Regions from separate parts of the Mus musculus genome. Here region 2 is linked to region 1. A link is a contact called in ENCODE Hi-C data. All regions are on one chromosome and are shown on one strand. The core of a region is the stretch at or near the end of the contact, and the rest is flanking DNA. Distances in the headings are between cores, read along the strand shown.

The links. Hi-C counts contacts between places; a loop is a spot of excess contacts on that map.
Region 2: a loop to region 1 is called in a map of T-helper 1 cell, with 2.5 times the contacts of the local background. The contact joins the enhancer-like site here to the promoter of Sp110 in region 1. A Hi-C loop is called at or near these places in 2 of 37 maps with a recorded cell type or tissue (T-helper 1 cell and T-helper 17 cell).

What each region holds. Positions count from the first base shown.
Region 1 is chr1:85,596,188-85,602,795 of GRCm38, reverse strand. It overlaps Sp110 (Sp110 nuclear body protein), which reads left to right and starts at 3,986. Exons shown (of 12, transcript NM_030194.1): 1 at 3,986-4,167. It overlaps Sp140 (Sp140 nuclear body protein), which reads right to left and starts at 2,093. Exons shown (of 17, transcript NM_001013817.2): 1 at 1,605-2,093. The coding sequence starts at 1,636.
Region 2 is chr1:85,805,268-85,811,867 of GRCm38, reverse strand. All of the region lies in intron 1 of Cab39 (calcium binding protein 39), which reads right to left. Among named protein-coding and RNA genes, the nearest start is that of Cab39, 15 kb to the right of the region's middle. Within about 2 kb of position 1,273, at least 1 of the 3 ENCODE cell types and tissues checked has a DNase peak (open chromatin) inside an H3K27ac peak, as active enhancers do.

The DNA.
Region 1 (6,608 bases), core at 2,737-5,236:
GAGCAGGCTGAGTTTATTGACATGGGTCCTCTGAGAAAAGATTCTAGGTTTAATATGGAAGCTCGCATAGTTAAAAAAGGTGTCAAAAGTTTGTCTGAATGGTTGGCTGAGGTGTTTATCAAAAGATGGCCTACTGGAAATGACTTGGAGATGCCTGATATTCCGTGGCTTAGTGTTGATGAAGGGATTTTAAGACTTAGGGAAATTGCAATGCTAGAGTGGATATATTGTGTAAAGCATAATTGTCCACAATGGGAAGGTCCAGAAGATATGCCTTTCACCAGCTCTATAAGACGCAAATTGGTGAGAGGGGCACCAGCACATTTGAAGGATTTTGTTCTTTCCCTTTTCCTTGTGCCAGATCTTAGCATTGGAGATGCTTCTGCTCAATTAGATGAATTAAATTCACTGGGTTTAGTTGGATTCCGAGGTAACAAGGGCCAGGTGGCAGCATTGAATCGCCGGAGACAAGGTGATTCTAGTTATTATAATGGACAGCGTAGACAAAAGAATGTTTATAATAACATACCCAGTAATGGTCAGCACAGGAGAGGTGAAATTTATAATGGCATGACTCGGTTGGACCTTTGGTACTGGCTAACCAATCATGGTGTTTCCAGGAATGAAATACATAGGAAGCCTACTGCATATTTGTTTGATCTGTATAAGCAGAAAAATTCTCAAACAATGAAAGAAAGGCTACATTAGATAGTGGTAAACAGCCAAATGAAAGAAAGGCTACATTAGATCGTGGTAAACAGCAATCTCGGCCAGTGAATCAATTTCCAGACTTGAGACAGTTTGCAGATCCAGAACCCCTTGAATGAAGGGGTGGCCAGGTTCCGCTGAGGAAGGATCTTGATAAGACACTCAAAGGTTTTGCTGTTACCCTTTCTCCAGTTCTTCCCCAGAGGGACCTACGGCCTTTTACAAGGGTAACTAACTGTACACTGGGGAAAAGGAAATAATCAGACTTTTCGGGGTCTGCTGGATACTGGTTCTGAGTTGACACTGATCCCAGGGGATCCCAAGAAACATTGTGGCCCTCCAGTTTAAGTAGGGGCTTATGGAGGGCAGGTGAGTAATGGAGTTTTGACTGATGTCCAACTCACAGTAGGTCTAGTAGGTCCCCGGACACATCCTGTGGTGATTTCCCCAGTTCCAGAATGTATAATTGGGATAGATATACTCAGAAATTGGCAGAATTCTCATATTGGTTCCCTGAACTGTAGAGTGAGGGCTATTATGGTTGGAAAGGCCAAAATGGAAGCCTTTAGAGTTGCCTCTGCCAAAGAAAATGTCCAACCGAGTCATGCCTTTATAAATTTCACCTCTCCTGTGCTGAGCATTACTGGGTATGTTATTATAAACATTCTTTTGTCTCCGCTGTCCATTATAATAACTAGAATCACCTTGTCTCCGGCGATTCAATGCTGCCACCTGGCCCTTGTTACCTCGGAATCCAACTAAACCCAGTTCTTCTTTTCCTTATGAGATCACTGTCTCAAATATCTGTGGGCCTTGGACCCAGCCTGGGCGGCCCTAGTAACACATTTAAAGGCAGATCTTAGCAGAGACAAGGGACAAGAGAGAATGGGACTTACCTGCTGCTGAGTTCATTGTAGCCTCCTGCCATCCCCTACACAGACTCCAAGGGACCCTGTTCAGGGTAGACCGAACCCCCTCTGAGTCTCTGGGAAGCCCAGAGAGAACTCCTTCAGGGGCCTCCAAAGAGGAGAAAAAGGAAAGTGAAATTGCTTAACTATGACAACACTGCACTAAGGCACTGCCCTCCACCCCCAGTCTCTGCCCCAGAGGGGAGGAGCAAAGACAGCCCAAGTCCCCAGAAACCTGGGACGCCTGCTGCCTTCTAAGGAAAGAAGGTGGAAGGGTCTGTTTCAGGGAAGGGCTCAGAGCTGTCTAAGGCCAGCTGGCTGTTAGGATAGGAAGGAAGTGGTCCCTTAACCCTAAGCGGGGGCGGTGCCTGGAAAGACCAGGAAGAGTTAGATTGTCTGCAGTCTCTCAGACTTGGAACTGTCCTGGCACCCTAGTAAGTCAGAACCAGAGAAGCTGGGACCTGATAATTGAGCAGCAGAGTAGGAAAAGTCGGGTGTGGCTTCATAAAGTTTTTGAAGCTTCTGAAGGTAGCTAGAGCAAGAGACCGCCCCCAACCCCGCCCACACACCTCCAACCAACCAAAGGCAAGTGCAGAGAATCCAGGCAGAGCCGCTTGCTAAGGTGTGACACTGACAGCGAGGCAACACAGGGCTTCAGCAATTTCACCATGGTCTTGAGAACAAGAGGCATCTCACAGAATTCGGAAGTGGATCACAGCCGAGGCTATAGCCAGTCGGGGACAGTATCATTTTTGAAGAATGGGTGCCTTACATTTACTCTGCACAACTGTTGCTCTTATCTGGAATGCTCATTCTCATTCTGTAAGTTAGAAAACCAGCCTGAAGTGGAAAGGTAAAGAAACAGGCGTAAAGATGCAAATAAAACAAAAGCAACCAACAGAAGCCTGGAAATAACAGGCAAAACAGAGGCAGAGACAAGGTGGCTAGGGACGAGGGCCTGTCCAGGGCTCCAGGCTCAGACCTCTGCTGAAGAGGTACAAATTACTGACCTGCAGGAACAGGTCCCAAGAGTACAGGGATGCAAACAAAGCCATACACCAAAAAAAAAGTACACTTTATGTCTTCATTTATATGGCATTTCTGCGCCGGTCAAACTTAGCTGTGTAACCGATGATCTGTGGTTCTCTGGGGCTGGAATCTGAGAGGGGGTTTTCTGCCAAGAACAAGGGGATTTTAGGAGGGCAGAGGACTTGGCCTGTGTGATCACTGTGGCATGATTATATTTGGTAAAGTTCACCAAAATCATCACTTTAGGTAAATGCATCTTTAAAACTGTGTTAAACGTATAAGTCTAATGAGCTCTCACGTGGTGTGAAATACCAGGTGAGGTTTTACCATCATTACTGTAGTCCTAGTATGTGTGACTCCAAATGAAATCTTTGCCCTTATTCATATCTGTCTGATGTAATAACTTTTCTTGCTTTAGAGGTTTCTCGAGGGTAGGGTAATTTTCTGACACATAAGCATGCTTGTGATTCTTGTGCAGACTCTCTCTCTCTCACACACACACACACACACACACACACACACACACACAAGCATTAATGCACACTCAGTCCCCATCCCTGAGACACTCTGGGCCAAGCCTCTACACACACACACACACACACACACACACACACACACACACACTCAGTCCCCATCCCTGGGACACTCTGGGCCAAGCCTACTGTTCTAACTGTACTTGGCTGCAAATTCTACCGTCGGTGTCTCCATAGGAAGTACAGAGAAGCTCTGTCCTGTGTGGGCTAGCCTTGGTTCAAATCTAAAGTCCCAGAGGCCTCGTGGGTATCCTGGGGGTGGGGAATTGGGGTGTCTTGTGGATCAAATACATTTGGGAAATATTAGACGGGGTTACATAGAACTCTTCTCAGTTGAACACTCAGAGACCCTAGCTCAGACTCTTTCGAGAGTCACTTGGTTGCCTTTTGTTTTATTTCAATTTTCTCACATAGTGATCCTGACAAATTCTAGACATTTCAAAGATGCCAGCTCTGGTTGTTGTTGTTGTTGTTGTTGTTGTTGTTGTTAATTTAATAACTTCTAGCAATTTTTTTCAGGATAACCTTCACCCCAATGCAGTTTGAGAATACTTCCTAAAGGTTACAATGAGACCACTGGGGGAATAGATCCCCAGGTTAGGAAGGGGACAGTGGACACACCCTTCCCATGTTCTCCAGTGTTAATCCTTTGCCTCCCTGCCTCTCACTCCACTCCAGGCAGATCTGGATTCCCAGCAAGTGCCCCTGAAACCCATAATGCTAACCACGCTGGGGAACCGCACAAGGCAGGGGTGGAGGAGTGGAGGGCGGAATTGGTGTGGCTGGCTGGCTTCCTGCTCAGTGTGCTGAGATCACTTTCATTTTTCTTTTCTTGAAGCCTGACTCCCCGCGGGACTTCCAAGGCAGCATAACTTCGGGTCCAGACTGGGCTGTCAGGCTTTTCCAGGAAGGATCCAGGAACCCCTTAACTAATCCAGGCAGTGACCTGGGAGAACTCGGGAGAACCCGTGGCAGCCCTCAGCATCCAGGTGCGTTCTGCTCTTGGGCTCTGCAACTAGATTCCTGATTCTTGGGGTCAGCTTTTGTCTGCTGTACCCTAGACTCCCCAGGTTCTCTCTTTGCTAAGTAATCTTGTCCAGAGACTCGAGCATGGCTCCGGATCCTGGCTCGGACCCTGGAGTGGAGGTGGATAAGAGGGAGGAAGGGGAGGGGAGGGGAGGGCAGTGAGGGCTTATACACACAACTCTTTTTCTGAAACAGACTTTGGGGACAGTGTCCAGTGCCTATTCCCGAGGTTGGACCTCGCAAGTGTCCACGGTGGGCGGTGCCGTTATCATCTTCCAACACTTGCCTAATTATGGAGCTATTGGGAAAGAGAAAGTAAGGGGCGCCCTTACTTCTCTCTAGCGGGGGTATGGATGGTTTTTGTATGTTTGCTTTTTTTGGTTTTAGTCCATGGTCATTTCACTGAAATACATTACTGTGCGTGAAAATTCAAGGGAAATGTAATTTTTACAGCTGGTGACCCTGATTCCAAATAAGTCACAGAACACTTGAAATGCTTTTCACTTCTACCCTATCAGGGACTGTGACTATTGTTTTGTCTCCTGGTCACTTTGATAGTACTATGCACTGTCAAGTCCTTCGACTTGTCTGCCTTTTCCCAGCTTAATTATGCATTCATTGTATATGATGCTCATTTTATTGATTGTTTGGGGCTTTGTCTTTCCTAATGGGTGTTTGTCTTTCCCTAATTTATTTGTAAGGCCCTTAACATAATAAAAACCTGCATGCAGGCAGCTGAGACACAGGATCTTTTTTCCCCTCTTCAAGACAGAATTTCTGTGTAGCCCTGAGTGTCCTGGAACTATATATATCAGGATGGCCTCCAACTGCCTTTGCCTCCAGTGCTGGCATTAAAGGCTTGCACCATTTCCTCAGGCTTGAGATACCATATCTTGCACAGTGAGAAACAAAATATCAGAGACAGACACACTCTACTGTAGATTGGTGTCCTTGGCACAGGTACTTAACCTCTGTAGATCTGACTTCCATCTTCGGAAACTGTGGCAGGCGGCAAATGGCAAAGTTGCCACAGCAGCGTAGGTCTGAGTGCTGCTGCCATCCTAAGCAGAACCCAGAGCACATGTTCTTGCTGCCTCCCCTCCCCTCCCCCACAAGTAGCCTCAACAGCTTTCCCTCCCACCTGTCCCCAGTCTGCCAGGATTCCCTCAGGACTGGATGATCTGTGACACATCTCCCTGCTCTACAGTCCTACTGTGAAGTCGGCTTCTTTTTGTTTTCTCCTCAACATTTTTTTTGCTAAGTTTAAGAGATTGGGAAAGAAGAAGAAAGGGACAGACAAGTCTACTCAATGTGATGCTGGGATTAAATTCCTGGAAATACTCTTTGGAAATACTCTTTAATATTTAATATTCTGTTTTAAAAAAGAGGAAAGGGGGACCTTTGCCTTCTTTGTGTTTAAGATTAGCAAACAAATAAACAGAACTGTGTTGCTAGCTGGGATGCAGCTCAGGGATAGGGCACTTGCCTAAGATGCACAGGTCCTGGACTCCATCCCCACTACTGCCAATCAACAACAAAAGCGCCCCCTCTGTGATCAAAAGGTTTACTAGGGCCTGCCTTCTTACAACAGTTTGCCACCTGGAAGTTTTCTGTTATAACTCACTGGTTATTTTCTCATGATCCAGAAGCAGTCGATTTTTAGAAACATTCCATAAGAAGACCCAGGTCCATCCTGAAGAATGAAATGGGGTCATAAAACCAAGCGTTGACTTTGACCAATCCTATTTTTCATATCCTTCCTGATTTTATTCATGTGTTGTCTGCTTGCGTCAAAGTGTTGTGAGTGATTTTTCAGTGTCTAAATATTACCAGCTTTCTAGCTCTACATGTTGGGTGGTCTCTTTTTCATGAGCATTGGTATGAGATAGTGCTCTGCTACACTGCAGGTGATCTGTTCTAAGCCAGCTCATATATATTCAACTCTCTCTATACATACACTCTGGCTGTGGCCAAGCACTTTCTCAACTGTAAACCAGCATCTAGAATGTCAAGATTCGATTAGTACTCAGCCCCCTCCAGATTGTATAATCTAGCATGAGGATCGCTTACCTCACCCCTGTCTGCATTAGAGCTCACCACAGTTAGGTAGTTGTGATGACAGTGACCACCTTGCAATGCTTTGTGAACTCCAGTAAGTTACTACCTATGAAATCCTTGGAACAAAAGCTGGACATAGGACATACTCAGTGAAGAAGAGATGTTTTAAAAACCCACTTTATGTTTTAAAATCCCTTTCAGGATGGTTATATGCTATTGTCTGTCCTTCTCAGCCTCTGTGGTTTCTGGGCACTGCCTTTATCTCCTCTACCAATGGATCTTTTAGCAAGACTTTGCTCTGTAGACAGCTAAGGGATGCTTGAAGACTAGGGTGTCTACCTTTGAG
Region 2 (6,600 bases), core at 24-2,523, 210 kb before region 1:
AGCTTTGACAGCTTTCTTATTCACATGCTAGACTTCTCAAACTGTTACAATGCAAAGAATTCATATAACTTGAGATTGGAAATTATGGTTACATATTACAAATTATTATTTATATGCAATTATAATACATAACTGACTGCTTTCTCTAACTTTTAAAATTAATATGGATTTACCATTTTAGTCCTATCTCAAATGATTCATAGATATATTAAAGAATTAAAAGCTACAGTTATAATTTTAGAACCAATTTCAAAACGTGAATTTCAACGATTTACAAACAGTATATGTAATTTAATAAGAAATAATTTAATAAGTATAACTTAATAAGAAAAGTTAACCAATTTTCACATTTAAAAATGAAAAACAGGGTTGATAGATGGATGGCCCAGCAGTTAAGAGCACTTGCTGTTCCTGCAGATTGTCCAGGTTTAATTCCCAGTACCCATACCTTGGCTCACAACGGACTCTAACTCCAGCTCTGGGAGTTTTGACACTCTCGCTTAGTGTCGAGAGACACCAGACTCCCAAACAGTACATACACATATTGTAGGCAAAATACTTGTACACATAAAATAAAAAAGTATGACAAACTGGGCCAATGAGATGTCTCAGTGGGTAAATACGTATGCCAACAAGCCTGACAGTGCAATCCATAGAACCCAGAGAGTAGAAGAACTCACTCTGGCAAGTTGTCCTCTGACCTTGACATGTGCAAAGTGAGACATACATACACATATAATAAACCAGAACAGAAATAGTTTTTTTTTTTTTTTAATAATGAAAAAGTATCAGTCTTCAAGAAACTACGAGGGTAAACTTTACTTGCTCTGCCACAAGGCTGTGCAAACACAGTCCATATGATTATGAACAAACACCATGGTCTCACCCACATTTTTGTAAATAAGAAAAGCAAATAGCCAACCCTGCCCTTTAGAAAGCAAATTCCTGAAGAAGAACGCAATATTCAAGCTTGTAACTGTAAACAGAAGAGAAAAACCTGACACAAATCTCAAGTATGGCCAGACAAAGGTACCTTTTGGAAAATTCCCTTTAGGGTGAAAAACTAATGATGTGTTAGAAATTTGGTGGCTTTAAAAAATTATATTTGTAAAAGTAATTTCTAAATTTGCCCTTAGTTATTACTCTGATAAAGAACTATATTTTGAAAAAAATTTAAACTCACAGCTTTAAATGTCTACAGAATCAGATATATAAACCTGGGAAATCACTCTCCTTCAAGGTCTGGCATTACTATTTTTGTTCTGGCCAAACGCCCACAAAAGCACAAACAGACTGCAGAGCCAGTCCAAGCTGCACCACCATAGTTGGAGATTTGCAGGTTTGTTTTCTTTGTAACTGCCCAAAGGCTGTCAAATAGTAGTATTTAGTGTAAATAAACTTTTTTCAGCAGAAATATTTGGAGGCAGACTGCACAACTGCATGGCACTTCAGACTGCGGGTCCTGTAGAAGAGCAGTTCCCAACCTTCCTAACACTGCACACCTCTAATACAGTTCCTCATGCTGTGATGGCCCCAACCATATAAAGTTATTTTGTTGTTCCTTCATAACTATAGTTTTACTACTAGATAATATAAGTATCTGATATGCAGGATATCCTGATATGCAACCCTCAAAGGGGTCGTGACCCATAGTGAGAACCACTGATGTAGAACATTCTATGAAAGATGACCTTTCTTCTACCCAGAAACCATAGCCTTTCTAGCCTCTTTGTCAACACATTAACTGGCTTATGAAGGCTTGGTCTTAGGTTGAGAAAAGAGCTCTCAATGAAACAATGAGGCTAAATAGTGTTTAACATCAGGGAAGCAACTAGACTGCAGCTGTCAACTAGCTGGCAGGATCATACAGAAAGTGGCTGCATGTGCTTTTAGAGGGAATGAAGATTCCCACCACATACCAACAACTCAGCTCATGGATCTAAAAAGATGAGATCATGATTTGAAGTAGATTATAAAGATAGGTACACACAGAACAGACTTAAAATCTATCCTAATGAAAACCTCATCAATACCAAGTTCAGAGGACAGGCAAGGCACACTGTATGCTAGAGGCATGCAGGCAGGCATCAAGGAGATGATGCTCCCTGAACTGGCCCTTAGACACTGATAATTTTGAAGGGAAAACCAGAAGATGTATTACAATTGGCTAAGAGCTGTATGCACAGTCTAAAGTCTGATATGGAAACAAATTATTTTGTAATTTTTTTTTCAAGTTCTGTGGGTAAGAAAGTATGGAGTGGAAAGGAAGGCAAAAGTTGAGAAGCCCAAGTGCTGTTACAGAATGGCCACATGCCTTTTTTTATTGCTCAAAGAACATTCCACTCACTCCTGATGTGTTGATAGCACAATACAGTCAAACAGGAAAATCTGCCTTTTCATCTGAAATCTGTATCTAAAATGAGGAAGCAATTGCTTTTTATAGCCACGGGAGCACAGCAGCTGAGAGACACCCCAACCAGGAAGAGCTACTTACATTGAAAACTTTCGGTCCTCTACACATTTTCCACATAGAACTTAATGTTTCCTTCACTATTTCCAAAGTGGAATGCTACCAAGTGACTACAGAGGCTGAATCCCCGAGCGTGCACACAAAGGAACAATTCAACCACACAGATATCACCCAGATGCAGATACCCCACATCTTTCATCTTGATTGATTTTCTAATTTCTTATTTTATTTTCTAGTTTTTTTTGATACAGTCCCACAATTTCCCTGGATCTCAGAGATGCACTTGCCTCTGACTCCAAAATGCTGCGATATAAGGCATACATCATCATGCCCAGCATCTTCTTGATTTTTTTTTTACCTCCTCCAAATATTGAGAGTATTGCTAACTGAAGTGTCAGAATCACAGTGGTTTGAACAGAAAGTTATACTGATTAAAACTGGATGGATTCCTACAAGTGTTCTTGGAGGGAAGCAAATAGGGTGAACTTGTTTCAAAATCATGGGAGATGAATAATACAAGTGCAGAAGCATCTTCAGATAAAAATGGCATTAGCTATGGTGATGAAAGCAGCTTTCAAACTTTGTGGTAGCTGGGTTCTGGAGTAAGAGGTGAGTCTGCTCCAGTCGTACCACCTCGTCCCTACTGTTTAGATAATGGACTTGGATGTCACAGGTAGAACCTAATCTGTAAGTCATATGTAATGCAAGCTGACTCACACTTGTCCTCTTACCTTTGCTTCCCAAGTACTGGGATTACTGGCAGACGCCAAGTCATCTGGCATTTTACTGGCATCCAAATCAAATGTAGGTACTCAGAGCTGCACCAAGCCATGGGTAAGCTCTTTACTTTTCAGAGGCAGCTATTAGTGCTGTCCACTAGGATTAGCCAATTGTTAAAGCCAGAGCAGTTACCTGAGATTATAACCTTAAACCTTTCTGGTGTCTCCAGATGTTTGGAGGCATTATTACAAGGCCTCTATGACAGCTCCAGAGCATCAGAAAATCAATGACTTTAACATGATACAGTGGTACATGCCTACAATCCCACAACTCCAGGTCAAAGTGGAAGAATCCCAAGTGGGTTTAGACCACTCAGAAAAATAATGATTTTGGGGCTGGTGAGATGGCTCAGTGGGTAAGAGTACCCGACTGCTCTTCCAAAGGTCTGGAGTTCAAATCCCAGCAACCACATGGTGGCTCACAACCATCCGTAATGAGATCTGACGCCCTCTTCTGGTGTGTCTGAAGACAGCTACAGTGTACTTACATATAATAAATAAATAAATCTTTAAAAAAAATAATGATTTAATAATACTGCACTCCAGGCCAATATTATCTTTAGGCATAAAAATAAAAGATATCTTAAGACTAAGTAGCTCATTTGTAGACACTATACTGACCTTAATTCCTGGAAATGTCAGGCATCTTTAAGTGGCCAGCCTGTGTTTTACATAGTCTTGGAACTGACTCCTTATTCTAGCTACCCTATTCAAAACCAAATGTGGGATTTCACCTGACAGTACACAAGACAGATGTTAATTTGTGTATTAACCCTGACCCAAGAGTTAATTTTTTTCTGTTTTTCTACTGTTCCTTACCTTGTTTTCTATGGTAAGGTGAACAACAGGAGTTTGAAAGAAAGAAGATGGCTCCTTCAGAAAAACACAAACACTAGGACCTGAGCAGAGATCCCCAGCACCCACTATGAAAAGTTGGGACTGATAGTGAAAGGCTGTAACCCAAAGCTTTGGGGTGTGGGTGGGGGCAGAGAGAGACAGGCAGACCCCTAGAACTCAGCTTTGAGGCTCAGAGAAGTCTCGTTCTCAAAACAAAACAAAATGGATTAAGCCAGTCTGATCTGACTATAGTCCAGGCAGGACTACATAGTGAGACCCTACCTCTAAATCAATTATCAATCAATCAATCAATCAATCAATCAATCAATCCCACCCTTGAAATACAGTGCAGATGGACTGAGGAAGACACCTATAACTGACATATGGCCCTCAACTCTGTGAGAGAAAGACACATGCACACACATAGAGAAACACACATATCACACACACACACACACACACACACACACACAAAATTAAAAACAAAACTATCAACAAAAATACTTAACACCCAAATTCTCTTTATAATAATTCCTGAGGATGTAATGTCAAAGGAAGAGAGAATGCAGGCACAGTTGCTTAGAATATCTCCTTTCAAGACTGACTCTTGGCTGGGCAGAACATTTTATAGTTAGATGTACTGTGACATTACAGCTTTCATTCTGAGAAAAGTCAATCTTCTAAAAACTGCTTTGTTGTCAAAGGACCTGTGAGTGAGTTGACTCCAGAATTAGTCCTTAGAGTCAAACTAGGTGGAGACAGCTATACTCTCGCATCAGTAAACAGTAGAAAGATACTGTCCTCTAAACCAGAACAATCTGGAATCAACAGAGATTAACTGAGCCACTGTGTGAAGTCAAACACAAAGTCATACTCTTCTCTGACTAATCTCTTATCTCCTACTATCTTGATCTAGCCAACCAATGCTTCCACTCTGTTTCTGTTCACATTCCTATCGAGCAAGAGCAAAGCACCTCCACAGGGTCACCAGTGCCTAAGAATTTTTTAGTAATGGAAGACAACTCTCCCTTGGCAAATACAATTCCTTATGTTTACAGGAGAACATTCCCATGACGAACTCTTCAATCTCTCATCAACATCCATCCACCCCAATGGTAAATTGGATGACATTTTCCCCTTGAGGCACATGTCCCAAATCTTCAATCTCCCATCAGCAGCCATCATCCTGGATGGTGAACTGAATGCCATTTTAGGCACACTTACTATTTTTATTTTCCTCATGGTATTTGCCCTTTTTCTCTGGTGGCTCTGGGAAGTGAATCCGGGGTCTCAAGCATGTTAAGCAAGCACTCTTATTGTGAGCCCTCAGATCTACACCGACTTGACTGCATTTTTTCCAAAGCCTAGTAGTACCTTCACATGGTCTCTCTTCAACACCAACTGTCTAAAGGTTTCTTACTAAATACTCTCTCGGGGCCAGGTGTGGTCTCCTTTAATCCCAGCACTTGGTAATGCAGAGGCAGGTGGATCTGAGTTAGAGGCCAGCCTATATATACAGAGTGAGTTTCAGAATAGCCAGAGTAACACATACTCTCCCCCAAACCCCAAATCCTTTCTCTGTCCCACTACTGTGATTGTAGCCATTGAGTAAGTTACTAAATATTTTGAGTTCCGTAAGCTGGCTTTACTGAAATGGTTCAGCATGAGTTTGATCCCCGGGACCCATACAATGGAAAGAGAACCAAGTTATCCAAGCTGTCCTCTGGTCTCCACAGGCCTGGCATGTGTGCATCCAAGCACTTACACAATACACATGAATGTATGTACACTAAATAAATTCAATTTAATAATAATAATAATAAAACACCTTAAGAGTACTCTCTGGACAGTAATACACTGATGAGAGATTTTCTTGTTCATAGTCTTCCCAGTTGAGAACACAGGAACTCTTTCGTTACCTTTTCTTAGGACCTTATACTTTCTTAAAAGTTTGTTTTTTTTTCCCAGTGATCCCAAATATTTCTTAGAGATTTCATTTTTTTCAGTTTATCTAACAAGAAATCATGTATCTATCTTTGTATAAAATATGGCTACTGACTTGATTTTACTAGTTTACAGTGCAGTGAAACATGCTGATAATCCCAGCACTTACCAAAATGGCTCTAGAACTATAAAATACCAGCAAATTTAGTGAAATAGGGACTCAAGAGGGTAACAACCGGTATATCTGTGCGCTGTTCTGTTCACCTCACCTGTGTATCTCACAGTAAGCCCAAGTTGTTCTTCTAGTCACACAGACAGAAACTCAACAGGAGTTTTAGGATGCAAGCCACAGAGCCTGGGTGGGCCTGGCATGGGCGGCTACTTAGCCTTGGGCTTTCTCTGACTAGCATTCTCCAAGATGAGAGTGCTAACTACACAGTTCTTCCTGAGCATGGGTGCTTAGAAAACAACTCTGCTGCTGACTACTACCTGGCCAGCATGGTATGTAAAGGGAGAGAATAGCAATATTAGAAGAATTTCTTTTTAGAGGTAAAAATCTCACTGTAACTA